Linked DNA regions of Homo sapiens: region 1 is linked to region 2. The links are chromatin loops, found by intact Hi-C in ENCODE. Cell type or tissue: ovary. All regions are shown on one strand. Links, peaks and the distances in the headings refer to the core of each region. The heading gives the core; the rest is flanking DNA.

Region 1 (7,666 bases), core at 3,430-5,929, 360 kb after region 2:
GGGTTACATTGGTGACTCAGCACCCTGCATAAATATGGGTAAAACTAGAAGATTCTGTGACTCCAGTGGGGCAGGGAAGATCCATGCCTGACAAGCCTCTCTGCCTCTGCCATAGCATGAGTTGATGCCTTCCCCAAACCCCAGTCCCTGTTTCTCCTGCTCAGAGCTCTGTGAGCCCCAAGATGACTTCATGGTTTCGTTGTTTTCTGAATCCTTGGGTTGCCCTGAAAACAACCTCTTCCAGTAAATAGAAATAAAAGTGCTTCAAAGTCATGTCAACAGCCGCTATCTCTCAGCCTCTTATGGCGCTTTACTGTTTCCATGAGGCAGATCCAGCCGTCATTGCTTACAGAGCCCCTTCCACAGCCCCTGAGAATATCCGAAGCCACATATTCTGTTAACCCTACTATAGGGATGGGCAAAGTGAGGCCAGAGGAGTTGGGTAACACAGGTAGAAAATAACAAAGCTAGGATTGGAAACCTGACTTTCTGACACTTTGGGTTCAAACCCTGGCTCTACCACTTTATATTTGGAATCTCAGAGAAGTAGTTTAAGTCATGTGAGTCTTAGTGTTCTCACCTGCATAACAGAGAAGTTAACAGTGTCTGCACCAAAGGGAGGATGAGATGACATTGCACCTAGGAGGTCCCTAGCATGGTGGCTGGCACAGAGCCAGTGGGCCCTGGCACTGTCTCTGATCTGGCCAAAGTGGCCCCGCCCATGTTGTTGACAGGCACACACCACGCACATCCAGGGCCCTTGTGGAGTTCACAGAATGCTGCTGGTTACAGCGCCACAGTGGAAGAGGAGCACGGCAGGCAGAATCTAAGACAGCCCCGAGATTCCTGCCCCCAGCGCACACGCTTTGTATTCTCTTCCCTTAAGTGTAGGCAGGTCCGTGGATATGATGCGGTATTACTCTCATGATTATGTTACATTATATAGATAAGGGAATTTGCCATTTGTTCAGTGAAAGGGCAAAGCGGCCCCCAAATACCAAAGGAGCCAAAAAACCAAAGAAGAGGCACACAAATCCAGATTGTCAGTAAAGGTTGATTTATTGGGGAACTTACAGACAGAAGCGTGGTCTTGGGTGGCTGCAGGACAGGTAGATCTCCACTCTGTTACTCAACAGACCAAGGGCTCTTATACCGCTGGGAAAGGGGTATGTGCTCCAGGGAGACAGTGGGAGGCAGCCCTACAGAACGGCAGGCATGCTGTATGCGCCATTTCCTATTATGACGCCTATTATTTGTGGAGTAGCATCAAGGTTGACATGTTCTTACACTAGGGACAGTAAACAAAGTAGAAATCAGGGGACATTCACAGGACTAGGGCTAATCAGAATTCAACATGGCAGATTAGCGTCCAAGATGGAGTCACTGTTGTGTCCACACCAATTGTAATTAAGTTTACTAATCAGTTGACTTCAAGTTTGCCGAAAGGGGGATTATTCTGAGTGGGCCTGACCTAATCACATGAGTCCTTTGATTCTGGGTCTAAAGATCAGAGATAGACGATGTCCAAGGAATTCGAAGAATTAGAGGCCTTCGCAGGGGTCCTCCCAGCCAGGAGCTGTGGGCAGCCTCCAGGAGGTATGAGTGGCCCCCAGCCAACAAGCAAGAAAAGGGGGCATATGTCCAACAACTGCAAGGAACTGAATTCTACCAACAGCCACAAAAGCTTGAAAGAGGCCTCTGAGCTCCAACAAGGAGCACAGCCCTGCCAGCACCAAGATCTCAGCCTCGTGTGACCCTGAGCATAGACTTGTGACCTATAGAAACTGTGAGTTAAGCTTTAAGCTGCTGAGTTTATGGCAATTTGTTATGCAGCAACCGAAAACTAACACAACAGGCAAGGCCACTATTGGGTAATCGCATACATTTTATATTGCCGCAAACAAATTACTGTAAAACATAATGGCTTACAAAGCAAGCATTTATTATCTTGTAGTTTCTGAGAGTCAGGAGTATAGGCACAGGGGCTCAGCACCTCTGCCTCGGGGTCTCTGCCTGTACCCCCTTCACCAAATGTCCCCATGGCTCATTCCTTCACTTCATTTTGGTTTCTGCTTCAATGGCATCTTTTCCAAGAGGCCCTCCTGGACATGCCAGCACCCATCACTCTCTGTCTCCCATATGGCCACTTAATTTTGTTTTCAAAACACATGTTATGTGTTAAATTTAACATATCCCAAAAGATATGTTAAAGTCCTAACCTCCATTGCATGTGAATATGACCTTATTTGGAAAGAATGTCTTTGCAGAGGTAATCAAGGTAAGATGAGGTTGTACTGGATTAGGGTGGGCCCTAATCCAATGATTGCTGTCCATTTAACACAAGGGAAATTTAGACGCAGAGACAGATACACAGGAAGAATGCTGCCATGTGACTGTGAAGGCAGAAATTGCAGTGATGGATCTACAAAGCCAAGGAATGGCAGGGATTGCTGGCAGCCACAGGAATGTAGGAGGGGCAAGGAGGGACTCTCCCCTAAGCCTTCAGAGGGAGTGGGGCCCTGCCCACACTTTGATTTTGGACTTCTGTCCTCCAGAACAATGAGACAGTAAATTTCTGTCGCTTTAAGCCAGAAAACTAATACAGTGCTTATTACTATCCGCTCCCCGCCTCCTGTTCTGTCTAGTTTATGGTTTATAATCTGTGTTCCCTGCTGGAATGCAAGCTTCTTGGGAGCAATTGATTTTCTTTTGTTTGCTTTGGAATCCCCTGTACCTAAACTGGTGCCTGGAAAAAAGGACTCAATAAAAATGTACTGAGTGAATCGATGAATATTTATTTAGTAAAAACGTGTTCAAAGATAAGTCCTCTGTATGCCATGTTCCTCTACAGTTAGAAAGGTTAAGAAAGAAATACGACAAATTCACTGATTTGTTTCAATACAAATTTTTTTTTTTGACATCTCACAAGGAGAGAGAAGATACTGTGTTTTAGGAAGAAATATTTTCAATAAAAACCTCAAAAATGAAATCCAGTAAGTTAATTATTTAGTTATGAGTAAGACCAAGGAATAGGACCTTTTACCATTTATTTTATATGTAGCCCACTGCTATATTATCATAAAATATTTGGGAACTAAATTTCACTGACTGCGTGTTTTTGGAGCAGGTCACAGTTTCACTGAAAACAAGGAAAGAAGAACTAGGCGGGATAACCCTTAAAATCAATGATGAGAGAAACTGAGACAAAATTCTGGCTTTCTGAGGCTCCTTTGAGAGTCTGATGAAAGCCAAGGACTTGGACAGAGCTGCGCATTGATGGGAAGTCACACGTGTAATTTAAGGGTTGTGAAGATTTCCTGTAGCCCAGGTTAAGAACTCTTGCTCTGGAGAATGTTTCAGAGTAACTCCGTGTTCCTTGCTGCGAACACCCTCAGTTCTCTTGATGACGTCAGCTTTCCTGTGGCCGGGGGTGAGGTGGGTAAAGTGTGTCTACATTAAAGCTCAGCACAGTTTCTTTAGGTTGCAGGGAAATAAAAATGATTTGACCCCTATTAAGGGAAATTAACTCATTTGAACACAAAATTCATAATCTGGTCTGGTTGTTCAGCATCTTTCTTTCGAAGCTTTCAAAGTGCTTCTTTTTAAAGCAACCATAAATAAAACCCCATAGGGGTGCTGGATGACAGTGTCAGCGTTCATGAGAGGCCCACTCAGTGAGGTTTTGGGAGTGCAGGGGTTTCGCTAGGGTAAGGCTGATCATAGGTGAATGTTGGAAGAGTAGAAACAGTATAGTCAGTCGTCCCTTGGTATCTTCAGGGCATTGGTTCCAGGATCCCTCATAGGTACCCAAATCCAGAGATGCTCAAATCCCTCATATAAAATGGCATAGTATAATCCCAGCACTCAGGGAGGCTGAAGTGGGTGGTTTGCTTGAGCCCAGGAGTTCAAGACCAGCCTGGGCAACATGGCAAAACCCCATCTTCACAAAAAATACCAAAAAAAAAAAAAAAAAAAAAAATTAGCCGGATGTAGTGGCTCATGCCTGTAGTCCCAGCTACTCTGGAGGCTGAGGTAGGAGGGTCATTTGGGCCTGGGAGGTCAAAGCTGCAGTGAGCTGTGATTGTGCCACTGCACTCCAGCCTGGGTGACAGAGTGAGACCGTCTCTACAAAAATAAAGTCAAATGGCGTGTACTTGCATTTAACCTAAGTACATCCTCCCTCATACTTTAAGTCTCTAGATTACTTATAATACCTGATACAGTGTGAAAGCTATGTAAATATTGTTCTACTGTATTTTTATTTGTATGATTTTTTGTTGTGTTGTGATTTTTATTATGATTTTTTTTGGGGGGATGGCGAAGAGAGTCTTGCTCTGTCACCCAGGCTGGAGTGCAGTGGCACAGTCACAGCTCACTGCAGCCTTGACCTCCTGGGCTCAAGCGATCCTCTCGCCTCAGCTTCCTGAGTAGTTCGGATCACAGGTGCGTGTGACCACATCCGCTAATTTTTTAATTTTTGTAGAGATAGAGTCTCACTCTGTTGTCCAGGCTGGTCTTGAACTCCCAGGCTCAAGCAACCCTTCTGCCTCAGCCTCCCAAAGTGTTGGGATTACAGACATGAGCCACTGTGTCCTGCCTGTGTATTTTTTAAAAATATTTTCAATCTGCGGTTGGTTGAGACCGTGGATGTGGAATCCATGGATATGGAGGGCTGACTGTTCACTGGCTTTTGGATAAAAATCCCAGCTCTTCCACTGACAAGCTGTGCGATGCTGGGCAAGTCACTTAAGCAGCCAGAGCCTCACATTTCCCATCTACAAAATGGGAATACTAACACTTACCTTTAAGGGGTGGAAATTAGGACTGATGCATTATAAGCACCTGGCACCCATGGATGCTGCTGCAGCCGTTGCTAATATTATTAATATTGACAGTGCCTTACCTTTCATAATGTATAAGCCATATCTGACTGTGCATCAGAAATAGCTGGGAAGCATTTAAGAAAAATTACTGGGCCCCATCCAAGAACTCCGGAATCAGACTTTCTTGGAGTAGAACCAAAGCATGCTGGCACCTCACTTGCTCCTCCAGGTGCGCCCCACACCCTTATCCACCTGCTCTGGGCCCCAGGAGGCTGACTCCCCATTGGGACAAAAGTGCACATTGGGATAGACTGTGGCTCCCCATTGGGTCTCAGTTGATTCGACTGAGAGTCAGGATGGATCAGCAAAGGGATGTTCCTTCAAGCCCCTTTCCCACAGCTTTTCCATGCAGCTTCCTCTCTTCAGCGCCTGCAGTCCTTGGGGTTGTTTTAAACAATACCCAGGATTTTTATTTAAGACAGGGTCTCACGCTGTTGCCCTGGCATGATCATAGCTCACTGCAGCCTCGACCTCCCCAGGTCAAGCCATCCTCCCTCCTTGAGCTCCCACAGCACCGGGATTAGAGGTGTGAGCCACCAGGCCCGGCCTGCACCCAGGATTTTAATCAGCCATGGATTAAGATGACAACCATGGAGACAACTGCTTGAAAGAAGAGTTTCTTACTGACGATTCGACAGCACAACAGGACCATATGGGGAAGCACCGGAGTCAGTCAGGGGGTGGAAGGAGCTGGGGCATGGACTGTGGGAAGGGAGGGGCGAGGCAAGCTGAGCAGGGTTCGGATTGGCCAGTTCAAATAATTCCAGTGGGCTCTGGGCTACAGGGCTGGTCTCTAGCTGTCACATACCTGGCCCATGGGTGATGAGGGCAGGGGTGTGAGAGTTACATAAAGCGGGTGGTTGGGGCACAGCTTTGGCTTGGTTGGTTTGATAGGGAGAGGCAGGTCCAAAGGCAAGGTGCTTGCTATCTCTAGGAGTTAGCTAGCCCCAGGAAGGGAGTCTCTCCCTGGCCAGCAAGGCCCAGAGATGTTTCACAGCATCAGAAAATATAAAAAGCAGGCCAAGGCACAGTGGCTCACACCCGTAATCCGAGCACTTTGGGAGGCCGAGGCGGGTAGATCACCTGAGGTCAGGAGTTCAAGACCAACCTGGCCAACATGGCGAAACCCCATCTCTACTAAAAATACAAAAATTAGCCAGGTGTGGTGGGTGCCTGTAATCCCAGCTACTCAGGAGGCTGAGGCAGGAGAATCACTTGAACCCAGGAGGCTGAGCTTTCAGTGAGCTGAGATCGCACCACTGCACTCCAGCCTGGGTGACAAGAGCGAGACTCTGTCTCAAAAAAAAAGAAAGAAAACATAAAACGCATGATTACTCAGGGGTGATAAATGCACCCACTGTTCCAACCTCTGGGAACTGCACTGTCCCTTGTGCACAGCTTCCTGAGTAACTCTCTCTTAACTGCTCTGCAAATTAGCCATTGGGGTGCCCTCTGTTTCCTGCAGGGACCTGACCAATACACGAGGAATCCCCAGGTGATCCCAAGGCAGCCAGGCACTGGAGCAGATGCTTTTTCAGAACCACTTCGTGCACTGCACAGAGCTGAAAGTTAGCAAAGCTCAGAGGGTCTGGTTGGATCTTCACAGTAAGTCTATGGAAGGAATATTTAGGAATGGACAAAAGTGCACACTCTGGGGCTCCTGAGGGTTCCCAGGTGACCGCAGCAGCCTTCACACAGGCTTCTCCAGCGCAGCTCTCAGCATGAACGGCCGCTCAGTGGGGCCCTGGAGGCGGTGGGCTCCTTGAGACAGGAGGTATCTGGGTCCAGTGTCTTATGGGAAGTGCCACTGTATTCTGTGGGAGCCTTGATGCTTCCAGGAATACTGGGGAAATTTCGGGATTTCCAGCCCAGCAGGCAGGATGCTTGTGTCGTATGAGCGGGTGTTTCCCCCATGGCCTCGTCTTTGACCCACGTGCTGGCTTCCATCCCCTCCCTGTCTTGCACCTCTGTGTTCTCTCTCACCCTCTGGCCTGTTAATGAGCTTAGATTTAGACCTTCCCAGTCTTCCTGCAGGGGCCCTCTGCTCGACACTGACGGCTTGCCGTGGCTTCTGGCTGGGGTCTGGGTGGGGAGCTGGGAGTCCTCACGTCCTGGGTTTTAGGTGGTTTGTCTAGGCAGTCTTTCCAGTGAGGAACAGTTCTAATTGGCGGTGGGTTTCCAGGGGTCTGCTCGGCTTATGGGCACTGTGCTTGCCCAAGGACACTGGCTCCTGGCTAAGGGAAGACATGGGGCAGGGGGCGTGGAGCCAGGTGGAGTCAAGAGCTCACGGTAGCGGACCAGGAGGGACAGACGCTGGATGGCCAGCTCAAAGCAAGCTTCGTCCCTGAGAAGTGCCTGGAGGAAGAGCTGCACCAGGTGTTGACCAACCAGGACTTTGCATTAATTTATGTGTTTAGCCCGCCAGCTGCTCTGTTAGGCAGATGTCTGCAGGCTGAGCCTCTCAGTGTCTGGATATGGAGATGATGGAGTACTTTGGAATTAGCAAGATAAAGTTTTAAAGGGACTGATTTAGCTGGCTAGAGTGACTGCTTGCACCGGTAGACAAATGGGGTGGAAATACTTTTAAATGAACTGTGATGATTGCCATGAGAAAGACCAGTGAGAGGAGGTGCCTGGGAAGATAAAAATCAAACCCAGTTAGCATGACGAAAGCTCCCTTCTGGCCTCTGCACAGGGGATGAGTGGTTGGAGACGGTTCCGTGGCCCGACCCTGCGAGACCATTAGGACTTTCAGGGGGAATGGCCACCTCCTCCCCACGACC
Region 2 (7,666 bases), core at 2,575-5,074:
GAGACTCCGTCTCAAAAAAAAAAGAAAAGAAAATGGGACATGAAGTAAATTGATATGATTAAAAGAAACTACATCAAGTGAATTCACTATAATGTCTCCAAGCAAGGCAAGACCACCCTCTTGAGATAAGGAATGAGAGGCTACTTATTTTGACCAAGTTAGCTCAATGATTTGGGGAACCAAGGACTACATGGATACTCATTTTGTTCCCCCACCCACCCCCGCCACCACCAAAAAAATACTTGAGAACCCATTATTTCCCAATTCATGCTTCTACTTTCACATAAAAGTTGATACTCCAAAATCAACTTAAATTTTATTAACCAAATACAATCTTCCTAAAGACAAAGAGAAACATTTCACAAGAGTTAAGCCAACAGAAAGATAGGGAATATGAAACAACAAAGAACATCAATAAACCAAAATTAAATGTTTGGAAAGATAACAAAATTGGCAAATGTTTATTTAGGCTAAACAAGAAAAAAAAAGAAGAGAATCAAATTACTAAAATCATCAATAAAAAAGAACACCATCACTGCCAGTATTACAAAACAAAAATGATTAAAAGAGAATGCAATGAAAATCTTATGCCAAAAAAATTAAGATAGCCTAGATAGAATGGATGAAGTCCTAGAAAGAGACAAACTAAAATAGAGTAAAAGAGAAATAGAAAATATAAATAGATCTACAGAAGGTTAAAAGATCAGATAGTAATTTTAAAAACTTACAATAAAAATCCTATCTCAGGGAGCTTCCCAGGTGAATTCTATCAAACACTCTGAGAAATTAATATCAATTGTTCACCAACTGTTGCAGAAAATAAAAGGGGAGAGAACACCTCCCAATTCATTTTATAAAGCCAGGATTACTCTGACACCAAAACAATATCACAAAACAATGTAGACCAGTATCTTTCATTGTTTTATAAAATCAAACATATTCAACAAAACACTGCCAAATGAACTCCAGCAACATATAGATAATGCACTACATGCAAATGTGTTTTACCCCAGGAATGCACCATTAATATTTGAAAAATCAATGGATGCAAACACCTCATTAATAGAATAAAAAACAAATATATGAGCATCTCAACAGAAATAAAGCATTTGAGAAAAACCGTATTTTTTGCAAACCTTCTCTCCCTCCCGCTCACCCCCCATTACTCTCTCATCACTCTTTTTCCATCTACCCAAAAACGTTTTCCCCACTGTCTTTCTGCAAAACCTTCTCTCCCTCTTGTTCACCACCCGTTTTTCCCCCTCCACGTACCCCCCCCCCAATTGTTTTTCCCACCATTTTTCCTGACCGTCTTTTTGCAATGCCTTCTCCTGCTCGCCATCCTCTTTTCCCTTTGGCACTAAGCACTCTCTGTACCCCTCCATCTATCCCAAAACTATTTTCCCCTTCCTACCGCTCCAGCTTCACTGCAGTCTCTGCCGCCATCAACCACAGCGAAGCGAGCCGCGGTGCCAAAAGCTATAAGCCTCAAGCATGCGGTGGTGGCTATCCCTGGTCCTGGTCCTCTAAGCTGGGCACAGAGAAGCTCGCTGAGCAGACACAGCCTGGAATGGCCTGACTCCCCTTCAGCACTATTTATACACAGAGGTTATGCATATGAGGTTCCTGGACTACATGTTCTGATTGGATATGAGAAAAACCAGAGGCCTACTCTGATTGGACTTTATTATCATGTTCTGATTGGATGAGAGCAAGTCTCAGGACAACCAATCAGAGTGTGAAAATAAAGTCCAATCAGAGAAGGCCCAGAGGTTTTCTCTCATCCAATCAGAATATGTAGTCTAGAAACCATTCTCATAAGCCCATGTGCATGCTGAGGAGGCCTCCCGTCATTTTAGGCTGTTGTGTATCAGTTAGCAGAGCTACTTTGTTTCCCGCTTGGAGGACCTGGAGAAGGGGAGCTCAGCCACGTGCTGCACGCCGGAGGCTGGAGCCTTGCAGCACCGCGGCTCGCCTCCCTGCAGTTGGTGGTGGTGAGGGAGAATGCAGTGTGCGGCAGAGTGTAGGAGGGCGGCCGGAGCGGTAGAAGGATGGCCGGCAGGAAGAGCTGCTCCTGACCGGCTAGAGGACGAGAAGCGGGGACCACTTGTGCATGCTGGAGGCTGGAGCGTTTGCCACTGAGGCCTGCCTGGCTGCGGTTGGTGGTGGTGATGGGAGACTGAAGCTCAGTTACAGTGGTAGAAAGGTGGTGGGGTAGGTTCGCTGTCTGTGGCTGCACTGCCTGCCTGGGGAGGCAGATTTGGTGTGCTGTTGGGTCTGCACTGCCTGCCGTGGGGGACTGGTGGTGGAGTGCTATCCAGCTTTGCGGTGCTGGCGGTGGGTGGTGGGAGGGGTTGGCTGCGCTATCTGGGCCTGCACTGCCCAAGGTGGGGTGAGGGGGGGGTTGGAGGCAGGTTGTGTGAGCTATTGTGCACTGCCGGCGGCGGGGAGGGTGGGTTAGGGGAGCTATCAGCTGCTGCACTGCCCAAGGCAGAGGGCCGGTTGGGTAAGCTATCCCAGGTTACAATCCCAGCAACAATGCCAGCCAACAGTTGGGGGCTGTTTAGGGGAGCTGTCAGGTGCTGCACTGCTGGGGGAGGGGGGGGAGGTGGGGGGGTGGTTGATTGGGTGCACTATCCCGGGCGTTCACTGCCTGTGATGGGAGCAGGTTGGGGGCACTATCTGGGGCTGTGCTGCCCGGGGGTGGGGGAAGAGGGGAAAGAGCAGGTTGGGGGCGCTATTGGGTGCTGCAATGCCTGTGGCAGGGATGGGTTGTGGACACTATCGGGTGCTACACTGCCAGCGCTGCCAGCGGCAGAGGGGTGGTTTGGGGGTGCTATCAGGGTTACATTGCCAACAGCTGGCTCTGGGTATGTCATGGGTGCAGTCTGAGGGCTACGCTGCTGGCACTAGGGGCCAGGTTGGGGCGGTATTGGAGGCGCTGCACTGCTGCTGCCGGCAGTGGGTTGTGGAGGTGGCCGGTACAGCAGTGGCCTCCGAGGAAGGGGCCCTTCTCTTCCTAGAGTCAAGGCTGTAGAGGGTGAAATTCTCCTGCTCGTGTTGGAGCGTGGCAGGCGCACAGAGTTTTCGCAGCAATTCTCTGAGCACAGCAGGGTCCCCACACCCACTGTGGTTCCCCAGCCCTCGCCCTTTTGTTCGTGTTGCGGAGACCATCTGGGACCCCTGGGCATGGAATAGTGGGCACCACAGGGGCTCAGGGCCCTGTGGGTGGTGGAGTCAGGAGTGAGAACCGGTACTTGGGTGGGGAGGACTGGCTGGGTCGGAGTTTCTGCTGTTCCTACTCCCCAAGGAGCGCCGGGCACTGTGGTGTCTCCAGTCCCCATCCCAGGTCAGGAGGCCAGCTTGGGCCAGGAGGAGAGGTTGGACTTCAGAGGGTGGGTGTGAGTGCCTTCGCTGAAACCAGCCCTTGCCACCCAGTGGCCAGCATGACTAGGTGCGGCTCTAACGCTGCCACTTTCTGCATCCTGTTTTGGGGTTTTTTGGCTTTGCCCACCCAGGTGCTCCAAGCCAGGCTGGAGGAGGAGGTGAAGGAGGAGTTACCTATGGTGAGCTGGAGCCTGGAGTTTGCAGATGGCACAGCTCTGTGGCTCGCCTCCTGCGGTTGTGGCGACAGCAATGGAGACTGCAGCTCGGCAGGAGTGGTAGGAGGGCGCCCGTGTTGGCCAGGTGGTAGGAGCCTTGTAGGGTGGGCCGGTGGATGGAAGGTGACAGCACTGCTGGTTGCGTTGGCGTCGGTGCTAATGGTGGCAGCAGCAGCAAATCTGGGGCCTGGGAAGGGGGAGTAGGAGCACTTTGGGGCCTAGCCTGGCCTGGCATGGGTAGGAAGCTGCCGGTTCTGTACCGCAGCCCTCGGTGACAGACGGAGGCGTAGCCAGGGCAAGGAGGAGTCCTCTCTTTTCTCCTGCAGTCTCTGGAGGGTGCCCTCCTCCTGCTGGCATCTGAGCCAGCTGTGAGTGGCAGCATTGCCTCATTCTTACACAAATAGTCAACCCCTAAATTTTGTTACTTTTTTCTTGTTTTTTGTTCTGATAGTCTTCGATTTTTTTAATTTCATGAATCGGGGAGGGGAAAAAAGGTATCATAACAGGCCTTCTAATTCTTGCACCTGGTCTTTTACCTTTCTTTCAGTCTAATCTTATCATCATCATCATCGTGTTCTTCATTTTCTTATACTGCTGCTTATATTTCTTGTTTTTATGCTTGTTTCTCAACCTCCTCCTCTTGTTTCCTTTATCCCAAGGAATGGCCTTAACAAACCAAAACCGAGTTAAAAGCTACTCGTCACTGTGTTATATTTTCAAAATAATCAGCCTCTTACTTTGGAGCTGGTGGAGAGAGAGATTGAGAGGGTGCGAGTCACCTCTGGAAGGCTGGGATTTGTTTTTACTGAGAAGAAAATAGGTTCTTTGTTATCACAAGCCTTGTGTGACACCAGCAGCTCCTCCTTGCTCCACTCTCACAAACCACAGCACCCAGACTGGTGAGTCCAAACACACATGCACACACACATATACACACACATTACATTCATGTGCACACATGTTCATGTGCACATATAAATACATGCTCATATACTCAAGATAGACATTCACATGTGTACACACATTGCACACTTGTGTGTGCATATGCATACAAGTACTTGCACACCGATACAGGCACACACACACTCACACACATTAACATTTCCTTTTTAACGTTTTCTGTTTGCCCCTGGTGAAACGAGGGCCAGAAGACACTGTTCCACCATTGTGATGCCGTCAGTAGGCAGACTAGGGGAAATGTGGTCACAGCCATGGTGCCAAGTTTTGAACTCAGCCTCTGAGCTGAGCCTGGATCCATAGACGTTTCCCAATGTTCCTCTGCTGCCTCCACACCCCATCCGCAATACCAGCCCCCCGTGGAGGGTCAGGAGCTGTGTGTGCAAGTGGACATTATTGTAGATGCTTCTGTAATGAGGACGTGCAGGAGAAATAAAGAATTTCTGTGTTAAACACTCTCAGCCTTCCTCTGCCGTTTAGCAAAAATTCCCAGGAGAGTGATGACGGGACAGAAACAGGAGTGAGAAACAGGAAGAATGGACAAGATGATTAGAAGGCTGAACGAAGGAGAGAGCAAGCTAAGATGAGAAAAAGCACTGCAGAAAACATTCTGAAGGAGAGAGGAGGGGCAGATGGGGGAACAAGGAGCAGGTGGAGAGTGAGATTGAGAGGGTGCGAGTCACCGCTAGAAGGCTGGGATTTGTTTTTACTGGGAAGAAAAAATGTTTTCTGTTATCGCAAGCCTTGTGTGACACCAGCAGCTCCTCGCCCCACTCTCACAAACCAGCCCCCAGACTAGTGAGTGCAAACACACACGCACACACTTATATACATACACATGTACACTTATGTGCACACAGATACTAACATGCTCATATACTCAAGATACACATACATTCACATGCACACATAGACATGTACTCACATGCACACTCGTGTGTGCACATACACACTCACATGTACACGCACACCCATACAGGCAGGCGCACACACACACATTAGCATTTCCTGTTTAACATTTTCTGTTTGCCTCGGGTGAAACTGAGTACCAGGAAATACTGCCCCACTGTTGTGATGCAGTCAGTAGGCAAGCTGGGGGGAGTTTGGTTACAGCCATGGTGCCAGGTTTTGAAGAGGTTTATGCTAGTTTGGATTTCTTGGCATGAGCTAGATCTTCCCTGACAGTGGCATCTGGCCCCAGCTCCATGCAGTCCTCACCAAGTCCCATTGCCTGTGCATCCTATGTTTCATCTTCCAAAGCTGGCTTCAGCAGTGGCCTGTGAAGTTGGCTGCAGAACCATGGAAGTGTGGAAATAGAGATCAGAACTTTACATAACTGTATTTTATCTCACTTTTTAAAATTCCCTATTCTTTTGTATATGCTTAATAATGTTTATATTAGTGGAGTCGAGCATTTAAGCGATCATTAAATAAAAATACAATACGGCTGCATGCTCAGAAAGATTTTGCTTCTAGCTACGTTGCCAGGGAAGCCTGGTGGTCATTTTTGTCTGTCTTTTCTTGGACAATCTTTTGGTTCCTTTTCCAGTTCAGTCAAGTGTCAAGAGAGTTCTCATCTCTCTTCCTTCTAACCCCATGATTAAAAATCTTCAGTAGCTTCCCAGTGTTTTTAATACAGTCATGAATACGAGTGTCTTGTCTTTTTTTTTTTTTTTTGAGACAGAGTCTCACTCTGTTGCTCAGGCTGGAGTGCAGTGGCGCGATCTCGGCTCACTGCAAGCTCCACCTCCCAGGTTCATGCCATTCTCTTGCCTCAGCCTCCCGTAGCTGGACTACAGGCACCCGCCACCATGCCTGGCTAATTTTTTGTGTTTTTAGCAGAGATGGGGTTTCACCGTGTTAGCCAGGATGGTCTCAATCTCCTGACCTCGTGATCCACCCGCCTTGACCTCCCAAAGTCCTGGGATTACAGGCGTGAGCCACCGTGCCCGGCTGAGTGCCTTTTCTTAAAATATGTAAGATTTGTCTTGCATCTTTTCAGCCTTATCTCTTTGTACTCCGTCACTAGCACCCTGGGCTTTGAATCTCTGGGATGAGGCTCCATCCTGCAGTCTGTTTTCCCCTTGCTTGGTAAAACAACTTCTTTATCCTCATTGCCCACCTGTTTAACCTTGACTCATTCACTGGGACTCTACTTAAGTAACATATTCTCCGGTAGTTCTTTCCTGATCCCATAGTCTTGCTAACTAGTCCCATAGCATCTTGCATTTTTGGTGACTACAAGAGAGCAGGGATCGTGCCCGGGTTGTCCAAATCCAGTGGTGTGCTGGTAAATGCTTAACAACTGACTCACTGAAAAACACAAAACTTGGCTTGTAGTATTTGCACATTTCTGTGTTGTAGGTAAGGATATCATGGCCAGATTCAAGCTACCAAGCTGATGTCACTGATGAGTTGGGACGAGATGGATGCTAGCACACCATCCTAGGATAATTCTACCATACAGATTGAGTAGATGCACCATGAACATAGATAATAAAATATACTGAAATAATTAGAATATGAGGAGTCTTAAGTATTATTGTTTTAATATAATTTAGTTGGAAGTTTATAGAATGCATTTTAATGATGACTTTATTAAGAATAAACTCTCAGAAGTTCCTGAAAATGTAATAACCTGTTCTCATGCAATGGTATGAGCCAGGACTAGAGATCCCTTGTGTCAAGTACAGACAGGTCACATTTTTTGCATTGATGGCAGACATTGGAATAAGCCAACATGTATATGTGCTGCCATTTCTTGGAATTTACTGTGCCTTTGAATTATCGACTTACTCTGGTAGATCTGGGATGTTTTGCATTATACTAGCGTTTATATGAGAATGTGTATACAAAAGAGAAATATATACAAGTGCAACTAGATACTCAAGGACACTCCAGTAGTGCAACTGATTTACTAAGGCATTAACATTGATCTAGTGAAGTTTAATGACAAGCGATTGGCTCAGATAAATAAATGATAAAACATTAATCTTGCTCTGTTGGGTAGGCAAAGTGGAAGGAACAATGGTAACATTTTATTGCTCAGAATCCCCATTTTGCTTTTCATCTCCTTATTTACCAATCATTAAGAGGTGAATTATCAG

The links. Hi-C counts contacts between places; a loop is a spot of excess contacts. Peaks named below come from ENCODE experiments on the same cell type or tissue, not always from the same donor. Only the 100,000 strongest peaks of a DNase experiment are listed, where the experiment ranks them.
Region 1: it touches region 2 in a loop (10-fold over the local background); 2 of 110 quality-filtered maps call a loop at or near these places.

Annotation. Positions count from the first base shown.
Region 1 is chr5:178,469,775-178,477,440 of GRCh38, reverse strand. The region is part of intron 2 of COL23A1 (collagen type XXIII alpha 1 chain); the gene reads left to right. It overlaps LOC124901148 (a long non-coding RNA gene), which reads left to right and starts at 4,601. Exons shown (of 2, transcript XR_007059080.1): 1 at 4,601-7,666. In ovary, for the core only: no CTCF peak of the experiment used is centred there; no DNase peak of the experiment used is centred there.
Region 2 is chr5:178,827,019-178,834,684 of GRCh38, reverse strand. No RefSeq gene overlaps it. Among named protein-coding and RNA genes, the nearest start is that of ZNF354B, 29 kb to the left of the region's middle. RefSeq lists a cis regulatory region at 2,572-2,741 and an enhancer at 2,637-3,260. In ovary, for the core only: no CTCF peak of the experiment used is centred there; a DNase peak (open chromatin) is centred at 3,735.